Regions from separate parts of the Homo sapiens genome. Here region 1 is linked to region 2. A link is a contact called in ENCODE Hi-C or POLR2A ChIA-PET data. All regions are on one chromosome and are shown on one strand. The core of a region is the stretch at or near the end of the contact, and the rest is flanking DNA. Distances in the headings are between cores, read along the strand shown. Region 1 holds the start of ATRIP (ATR interacting protein). Region 2 holds the start of SETD2 (SET domain containing 2, histone lysine methyltransferase).

Region 1 (4,114 bases), core at 1,469-3,968, 1.3 Mb before region 2:
AAACTCATAAATGATCCTTCTTTTTTTTTTTTTTTTTTTTTGAGACAGAGTCTCGCTCTGTTGCCCAGGCTGGAGAGCAGTGGCGTGATCTCGGCTCACTGCAACCTCCACCTCCCAGGTTCAAGCGATTCTTGTGCCTCACCCTCCTAGGTAGCTGGAATTACAGGCGTGTGCTACCACGCCCGGCTAATTTTTATATTTTTAGTAGAGACGGGGTTTCACCATATTGGCCAGCCTGGTCTCAAACTCCTCGCCTCAAGTGATCAGCCCACCTTGGCCTCCCAAAGTGCTGGGATTACAGGCGTGAGCCACCACACCCGGCTGAAACTCATAAATGATCCTTCTAAAACAACAGATCCTATTATTCTTTCCCTATCCTTCATCCAATTCCAAGAGTCTCATCTAAAGCCTGAGGAGATCTCATTGGCCAGAACTCAATGATCTACTTATTATTCAGTAATAGTTACTGACCACATGCAATATGCCAGGCATGTTAGGCTCTACAGGTACAATAGTGAGCAAAATTGATACTTCCTTACACTCACAGAGCTTAAAAGACATTCAACAAATAATCACACAGATAAATGTAAAATTACAACTGTGATTAAGAACTGCAGAAGAGAACAAATATAGGAAAGCCTATAATATGACAGCAATCTGACTTAAGTGGGATGATTGGAACATTTCCCTAGGGAAGACTTGAAGGAGCTGAGAGCTGAAGGACAAGTAGGAATTAACCAGATGAGTGGAAATGAATGAATGAAAAGTATACTCAATGTACAAAGAAAGAACAATGTATAAAGTTCCTGTATTGTAAAGAAGCAGAGAGAATTCAAAGAATGTTAGTGCAGCCAGGACCCAGAGAGTGAGAAAGGGCCAAACCAGGCTGGGCCTTTCAGGCCATGTTAAGGATTCTGGTCTTCACACTAGAAGAAATAAGAAATTATTAAAGGGCTTTCATTAGGGGTGTTCATGGCTGGGTGCGGATGGCTCATACCTGTAATCTCAGCACTTTGGGAGACCAAGGCGGGTGGATCACCTGAGGTCAGCAGTTTGAGACCAGCCTGGCCAACATGGCGAAACCCCGTCTCTACTAAAAATACAAAAATTAGCCAGGCATGGTGGCGGGCACAAGTAATCCCAGCTACTTGGGAGGCTGAGGCTACTCGGGAGGTTGAGGCAAGAGAATCTCTTGAACCTGGGAGGTAGAGGCTGTGGTGAGCCAAGATGGCATCACTGCACTTCAGCCTGGGTGACAGAGTGAGACTCCGTCAAAAAAAAAAAAAAAAAAAAGGGTGTTCACGTATATCTGTGTAAGACACAGCCAGATTTGAGTTTTGAAAAGATCACTCAGAATGTGATGTGAAGCCTCACTTGTAGGGAGTCAAGACTGGAAATGGGAAACCAATTTAGCAGACCATTGTTCAAGAGAGGACTCATGGTAACACAGATCAGGCAGCTGGTAGAAGCAATGTGAATAGGATAGACTCCAGAGAAGGATTAAGAAGGTAAGCTTGACATGCTTTCCAAATAAATTAGATGTAGAGTCAAGGAAAGGGGAAGAGTCGCTTTGTGCCACTGGATGGAGAGTCGTGCTAGTTACTTCCTTGTGGAACATCTGGTCATCATTCTCTGAATGTCTGCTTTGCCGGCACCATGCTAGAAGTGCTGGAGGAGGACTGGGTTTCCAGGAAATGATCGTGTTGAGTTTAAGGTGCCTTGAGACACCCAAGTACAGATGCAAGGTGCACTCAAAACATTTCTCTTTCTGGGAGTCCTCAAGACTTCACTCACTCCTCAACTAGAATGTAAGCTCCATGAAGGACAGTTTTTGTATTTTGTTCATTGTAAGGTCAGCTGCAGTTCCTCACGTTTGGGCACCTAGCACAGTTTACTGGTTGTATAAAAGAATAAATTTATTTCATCTCTTGCCTGTGTCTGGCTCCTCCCATGCTCACACTGCCCAAGGGAGACAGTGGGCTTCATAAGATCTAAAGCCGCTCAAACTTGTCACAAGAATGGGTCCCCATGCATGGGTAGTGATGGTTCTGATGGTGGTGGTAGGTGTGTTCCAAGGATCTCTGCTTAGAACCAAGAACCAAGTGGCCTAAACTTTAGAAAATAACGTAAAATGTCAACTTAGCCTTCTGTGTTTCAAATCGGCTGTTTGACCTGGCTAATGCATTTCCCCCTAAAATCAAAGGACCTTCTGGAAGACAACCGCTGCTTAAATCAGGGTGTTCCCATATTTTAAAAAGGCGAAAAGGCAGTGCTGGCCGCGAGGTTCCGAAGCCACAGCCATCAAGGGGATCTGGCGCGGTTGACAACTCCCTCCGAGCAAAAGGCCGCGAGGAGCACTCACTGGACACGTCCCGAGCCGCGGCCGGACATTGGCTCAGGGCCTGTGACGCGAGGGTGTCAAGCTCCTCCAGGTCGTCGGCAGTGAAGTCCCCATGCGCGCCGAACGGGTCGTCAGGGTCCGGGGCAGCGGCTGCGGAGAAGCCCCGGGCCCGCTTGCTCGGGGGGTGCCCGGTGCCCGGCGGCGGGCCGGGGCGAGGCGCCGGGGGCTCGCTCCGCCTCTTGCTGCCTGGCGCGGAGGTCCCCGCCATGCTTTCCGCTCACCCCAAGTATCCGACAGCGCCGAGCTAGACTTGCCTGCCGCCAGGCCGGAGAACTGGACCAACCGTCCGCGCGCCGCCGCTTGCCTCCGCCGCGAGTGCCCCGCCCCTGGCCCAGGGGCCAATCAGCTGGCAGGCGGAGGGCGCGGAGGAATGACGAACGTCCGAGCGCGCCGCCACACCCGGCCCCGCCCGGTGTTTAGAGGTCCACGGGCGGGATTCGGCAGGTTTGCTGCAAGGACTCAGTGCGGCGCGACCCGTTACCGGAGAGGCGGGCCGGAGGCGCACCAGCTCCGCCGCGCTGGTGGCTTTGCGCTCCCTCCCTGGCATTCCGTGGAGGAGGGCCGCGCAGGAGCAGCCTGCCCTAGCATTCACGCGTGTTGCGTTTGAGTCGAGCCAGGCATCATTCAGGGATGTGGTCTCCGTGACCTCGCTTTCCTTCTGCCGCCAGACCCACCTCCCACAAACCCCTAGGCTTTCTTGAGGAGAGTGGAATTTGTTGGGTGAGGAGTATGAATAGAGCTGTCGTGTGCAGACATCTTCGGGTTTAGTGAATGTTTCACATGTGTACATTTGAGGTAGGCCCAGGGAGGAGGAAAGTCCAAGGAGGAATGATGTTTGGAGCTGTTCTTGTGTGGGAGGGGGTGGGAGCTGCTCAGGCTGTTAACATCCATTCCTCTGAGTGCTGGACTGTTTTTTTTTCCTAAGCTCTGGTTGTATAGAATAGGGCTCAGGAGGTCAAGGAAGTCCCCCTGTAAATGGCACCTGCGCTGTCCTACAAGTTGAGTCAAGTTAGCAGGATAGAGGGGTAGGAGGCTGGCACATAAGACTAACACGAGAATTCTACATTGAAAGGGAGGCCACACAAAGGCCAGGTAAGAGTTACCGGTGGCGAACAGAGGTAAAGCTTCACAAAGGAGCAGCAATTTGAGGTGGGCTTGCGTGCCTGACAGATTTTATTGGGCAGCTGTGGTGTGCAGAAGTTAGCCGCAATAGAGAATTTGGCAATGGAGAGTAACAGGAGCAAGACTCTTTCAGCCTTACCTGCTCAGTGCCAAACTTCACCTGTGAGTGTCCTAGGAATATTTGTGAAAGCATTAAATGAAAAGAGTAAATGAAAAAGAGAGTGCTATCAGGGCCTATAATGTCTAAGGAGTTTAAAATTTTTTGGAGCAACTGGTAGTCTCCGTCAGATAGCTTCCCAAGTGTTGCATGCTTAATTGCTGCAGGACTCTGGTCCTGGAAAGAGACAGGACTGTTCATTTGTTAAAGAGGGATAGGTTCCACCAAGTAACTTGCTTTCAGGAACAGTGTGAATCACTGGTGCTCAGGTTTGTTTTAGCAGCATACGGCTGGGTGCCAGCTAGCAAGGCCCCACAGGGAATGCCTGAAGCCTACTGAAGGGTGCTACTGGCTGTGCAACTTTCTGGAGAGGACCAACACAGGCTTCCCCCTGCCCCCTCTCCCGCGTTAATATCTAGTACATTAATCATGAA
Region 2 (4,690 bases), core at 640-3,139:
TGTCGGCAGCAATATTCTCATTTTATAATGAGAAAAACCACAGGGAAATTAGTAATAATCACGGTGTGTAAAAAAATGGCCTTGGGAGATTCGAACCTAGGGAGTCAGATGGACCCTGGACCTCCATGCTAACCCTAAAGGTACCAGGAAAAAAAAAAACAAAAGCCAAAATAATCCCTAAGTGAAAAACAATGATTATAAAACACTAATAGACACTGTAGCCTACATACATATAAAGGCTATTTTAAAAAGTTAACCACTGAAGGATGTTTATTCTTTCGTATCATATTTCAGTTTTTTTTTGTTGTTGTTGTTTTATTTTTTTGAGACGGAGTCTCGCTATATCGCCCAGGCTGGAGTGCAATGGTGCGATCTGGGCTCACTACAACCTCCGCCTCCTGGGTTCAAGCGATTCTCCTGCCTCAGCCTCCCGAGTAGCTGGGATTACAGGCGCACCACCACGCCCAGCTAATTTATTTTTTATTTTCATTCATTTATTTATTTTTTTGAGATGGAGTCTTGCTCTGTCGCCAGGCTGGAGTGCAGTGGCACAATCTGGGCTTACTGCAACCTCCGCCTCCTGGGTTCAAGCGATTCTCCTGCTTCAGCCTCCCGCGTACCTGGAATTACAGCCGTGCGCCACCACGCCCGGCTAAATTTTGTATTTTTAGTAGAGATGGGGTTTCGCCATGTTGGCCAGTGTGGTCTGGAACTCTTGACCTCAGTTACTCCGCCCGCCTCGGCCTCCTAAAGTGCTGGGATTACAGGCGTGAACCACCGCGCCCGGCCCACTTTCAGTTTTTAACCACTGTTTCTCAATTGGAAGACACATCCTTTCCTTTCCGTTACCAATTGCTGGTAAAATCCGATTCAAAATTCTAGTGGAAAAACAACAGCAACAACAACACAAAAAACGCTAACCCTATGAACCCCCAATGTCAAAATGATCTATCGCCAAAAACTCTTCAGCGTCTAGAAAGTTTAGCTATTGGATTTACGCGTTCCTATCTCTCCTTCCAAAAATAACAACTCGTAGCTCTTTCAAGTTATTCTACTTAGTCTCATCTTATCATTTCTGTAGGAAAGTGATTAATACCCTTTTTTTCATGACATTGCCTCTAAGGCCCCAAGAACCACACAGGAGAGGGGAGCTGCCGCCTTGGAGACTTCGGGTGGGGGCAGAGCGCCGCGCCGAGGTGGAGGTAGGAGCCCCGAGGGCACAGCGGGAAGGAAGGCGGAGGAGGCTGCCGGGAGCTCGGCCTCCGAGCAATCCCCCGCCTCGCTGGGCTTCCATGCTTGCTAAAGGGTCGAGATGAACGGGCAAGGGAGAGAGAGGGCGAGGAAAAATAAAAAAGAGAGGGGCGAGTGGGACGAGGGGCCCGGGAGCAGCCGCGGCCGCGTTACCTCAGAGCCCAGAGGCCTGGGGGAGGGGCCCTCGGCGCTGCCGCGGACTCCGGGGCTCCCGGCGGGCAGGTCCTGCAGGGCCGCGGAGCGAGAAGGCTGATGTCTCGGGTGTCTCGGGGAGTTCTCCCGACGTCGCCTGCTGTTTGTCAGTCGCCAGCTGTGACACGGTAGCGGGCCGGGTCACGCTGCCCCCGGCCGCCAGGCGGGTTGCGGGAGGGGTCGCGGTGCCGCCTCTCCAGGTCCGGTCTGGCCCACATCACTGGGGCCGGGGGTTTATTGTTCCGGAGAGCCACAGGCACGGTCGGCCTGGACCCGCCGGGCAGTGTTCCGCTCTGCCCGTCCCGGCCTGGGGTCAAGCCAACAGCTGCAAGGCACGCCGACTGGCGGCAGATCGGTGGCCCGTGTGTGTCTCTTTAAGGGGCCGGGCCTGCGAAGCTGAGGGGCGGGTGGGGTGTGCGTCGCTCCCGGTGTGAGGGTGAGAGGGAGAGAGCGGCTGGCGGGCGTCCGAGGGAGGGAGGGAGCGACGAGCGAGGTAGCGACGCGGGCCGCCCCTGCCGCCGCCGCCGCCGCCGCCGCCGCCGCCGCGGTCGGACCTGCGGCCTCCTCCCCTCCCCTCCCCCGCGTCGCCCTGCTGCGGGGAGGGGGCTCGCGTCGCCGTCTCCAGCCGCTCCCGATGAAGCAGCTGCAGCCGCAGCCGCCTCCGAAGATGGGGGATTTCTACGACCCGGAGCACCCGACCCCTGAGTAAGTATCAGCTCCGCGGCCCCCCGCTGCTGTCGGCCGCCTTATCCCCAGCCGAGGGCGGCGCGTCCTGACGGGTGGCGGCGCGGGCCGGCGCGAGGAGTAACAGGCCCACGGTGGCCTCGCGCGGTCGGTGTCGGGAGCAGGCCCGCGCCGCCACTTCGAGCCGCTTGGCCGGGGCCGCAGCAGGCCCGCGGTTGGGCCCGGCGTTGGCGCCGCTGCTCGTGTCGCGGCGGCGGTTGGGCCGGGCCGGTGGGGGAGGGGCGGCCACGGTCCCTACGGTTACCGCCGTGTCCGCACCGACCCGGCCATCCCGGGGCTCGGCGGTCCTCTCGGGCTCCTCGTGGCTCGTCCGGGCCCCGCTGCTAGCCAAAGGGCAGAGTCGGAGGAGCTGCCGGTGCCGGGCCCGGCAAGAGGGCGCCGGTGAGGGTAGGCCGCGAATCCCCGGGCTCGGGTGGAAGCTCGACCCGTCGCCCGACCTCCCCGCGACGGCGGCGCCTCGGACCGGAAGGGCCTAGCGCGGGTTGCCTGGCCCCCGGGCCGTGGAGGGGCCCGCGCTGCACTCCTGAGTTTGATTTTTTCCTCCTGGGAACTCGATCCTGGCCTTGCAGTGCTTCCGGATTCACATTGTGCACCTTTGGCACTTGGGTTTTGTAATGGCGAGGTTTGTGTGGTCCCGTTGTTGAGGTGACACCGGGTTTGTTTTTCCGCTTGAAAATGAAAGCCTCCTGAGGGACATACATTTTCTTGCAGGTTGTGAGATTTTCACACTTTCGGACACAATTTTCTTGGTAACAGGAATCTCTTACCCTAAACGGATGACTTTCTATTTCTTGTGAAGACTTGGTTAAAAACCAAGAATCGTTTGAGGATTCTCTAAAGAAGACAATGTTGTGGAAAACCGACACACAGTTTTGCCCAATAGTAATTTTTCAGTCTAGGACACCTTTACATTTCTCTTGAGGTCTGAATCTGCTGCTGTATCTGCTATCTCAGAAAGCCTGGAGTCACTTCTTTCCCTGAACCCTCACGAGACCATTGTTTTGAAAAGCCGTTCTTAAACACCGTTTGCTGGTGTTAGACCTAGGAATATACTATTGATTTAAAACTTATCGGTTGATAGGGGTTTCACATGAAACTGTCAAACTTTTATGACCAGGATGATTCCAAGAGCTTTGCTGTTTTGACACATTTTACCTTAGGTTTGCTCTGGCTCGTTTTTGAATCCCTTGCCACATCTTCTCACATTGGTCCAGAAATGTCTGGATCTTAATTGATAGTTTTGATTGCAACACAAACGGATTCTGTTGAGGTGTTGGTCATTTCTGCACAACAAGATAAATCATTATTTTGCTTTTCTAAAAACCCAACTCTTACTTGCAATAGTAAGTTAACATGGCTTTTTCCTTTCATGGGTTCTTGGCCATTGGTTAACATTACCTTAATTAGATTGGTCTTTTTGTTTTGCTACTGGCAGGGTCAGTTAGGTAAGATTGTTTTGATTTACTGCACCATCAGTCCAATTACAAAGCTCATGTTATAGGTTTTTAGTTTGAAAAACCTCAAAAAAAATTTTATATCACGATTCAATAAATGCTTATATAGCACTTGCTCTGTACAAAGTAACATGCTAACCCCTGAATAGGCTAAGTGCCTGCTTTCACTTCCTTTTACCAGGTTGTTTGGTGAAGTCCGGAAGCTTTAAGGATCACATCCTTACACTTCTTGGGGAAAAACAATTTTTCATAATATGTGGGAAAATGGACTCAGAAGTGCATCTTTGGTAGACCTGAGTGGGGAAGGAATCAAGAATGTTTTATGGTTTTACATGTTTTGGAGTTTTTATTTTTATTGCTTTAATGTAGTAGAAATCCACTGCTTTGGATTTCTAACAGTGATTATATATTTTTAAATTCTCGTGTATTTTTTCCTTTTTTTTTTTTTTAGAGGCAGGGTCCCACTCTGTCACCCAGGCTGGAGTGCAGTGGTGTCATCATGGCTCATTGCATCCTTGAACCTCTGGGCTTAAGCAGTCCTCCTGCCTCAGCCTCCTGGGTTGGGACTATAGGCATGTGTCACCACACCCAGCTAATTAAAAAAAAATAAATTACGTTACTGGTTTTGAATCCCTGGCCTCAAGTGAGCCTCCTGCCTTGGCCTCCCAAAGTGCTGGGATTGCAGGCATGAGCCATTGTGCCAGGCCTCTTCTTGTGTATTAACCTGTATGGAGTAAAGAATTGTAACATGTTTTTTGTTGTTGTTGTTTTGTTTTTCCTTTTTTTCATAATACTATAAAGACTGGAGGGGATCATGGTAGGTATCCTGAGCAATATCACCTGTTTGGCATATGAAGAAAATGAAGGCTAGAGAAGTGAAGTGACAGCAAACTCTTGAGATAGTAAGCTAGTTAGTGTTTATAATGCTAGAGAGAGGAGAGAGAAAGGCAGTATAGGGTTTAAAAAACCTGGATTTCAGAGTCAGACCTGAATCTGAACACTATTTTAACCTTGGACGATGACTTCATCTCTCTGAACTTGGGTTTTCT

What was found. A loop is a pair of places that touch in the nucleus more often than their neighbours do. ChIA-PET counts read pairs that join two places held with the same protein, here RNA polymerase II (POLR2A). Pooled maps may share reads with other maps.
Region 1: a loop to region 2 is called in a map of gastrocnemius medialis, with 4 times the contacts of the local background. The contact joins the promoter of ATRIP here to the promoter of SETD2 in region 2. A Hi-C loop is called at or near these places in 1 of 168 maps with a recorded cell type or tissue (gastrocnemius medialis) and 4 of 50 pooled maps. POLR2A ChIA-PET finds 5 or more read pairs at or near these places in 1 of 52 experiments (BJ).

The regions. Positions count from the first base shown.
Region 1 is chr3:48,445,341-48,449,454 of GRCh38, reverse strand. ATRIP (ATR interacting protein) reads right to left here and starts at 2,718. Exons shown (of 13, transcript NM_130384.3): 1 at 2,363-2,718. The coding sequence starts at 2,609. ATRIP-TREX1 (ATRIP-TREX1 readthrough) reads right to left here and starts at 2,676. Exons shown (of 15, transcript NR_153405.1): 1 at 2,363-2,676. It also overlaps a transcript of CCDC51 not described here. RefSeq lists a silencer at 2,414-2,773.
Region 2 is chr3:47,161,312-47,166,001 of GRCh38, reverse strand. SETD2 (SET domain containing 2, histone lysine methyltransferase) reads left to right here and starts at 1,889. Exons shown (of 21, transcript NM_014159.7): 1 at 1,889-2,148. The coding sequence starts at 2,078. KIF9-AS1 (KIF9 antisense RNA 1) reads right to left here and starts at 1,632. Exons shown (of 7, transcript NR_033373.1): 1 at 1,405-1,632. RefSeq lists silencers at 1,387-1,436, 1,487-2,236, 2,287-2,596.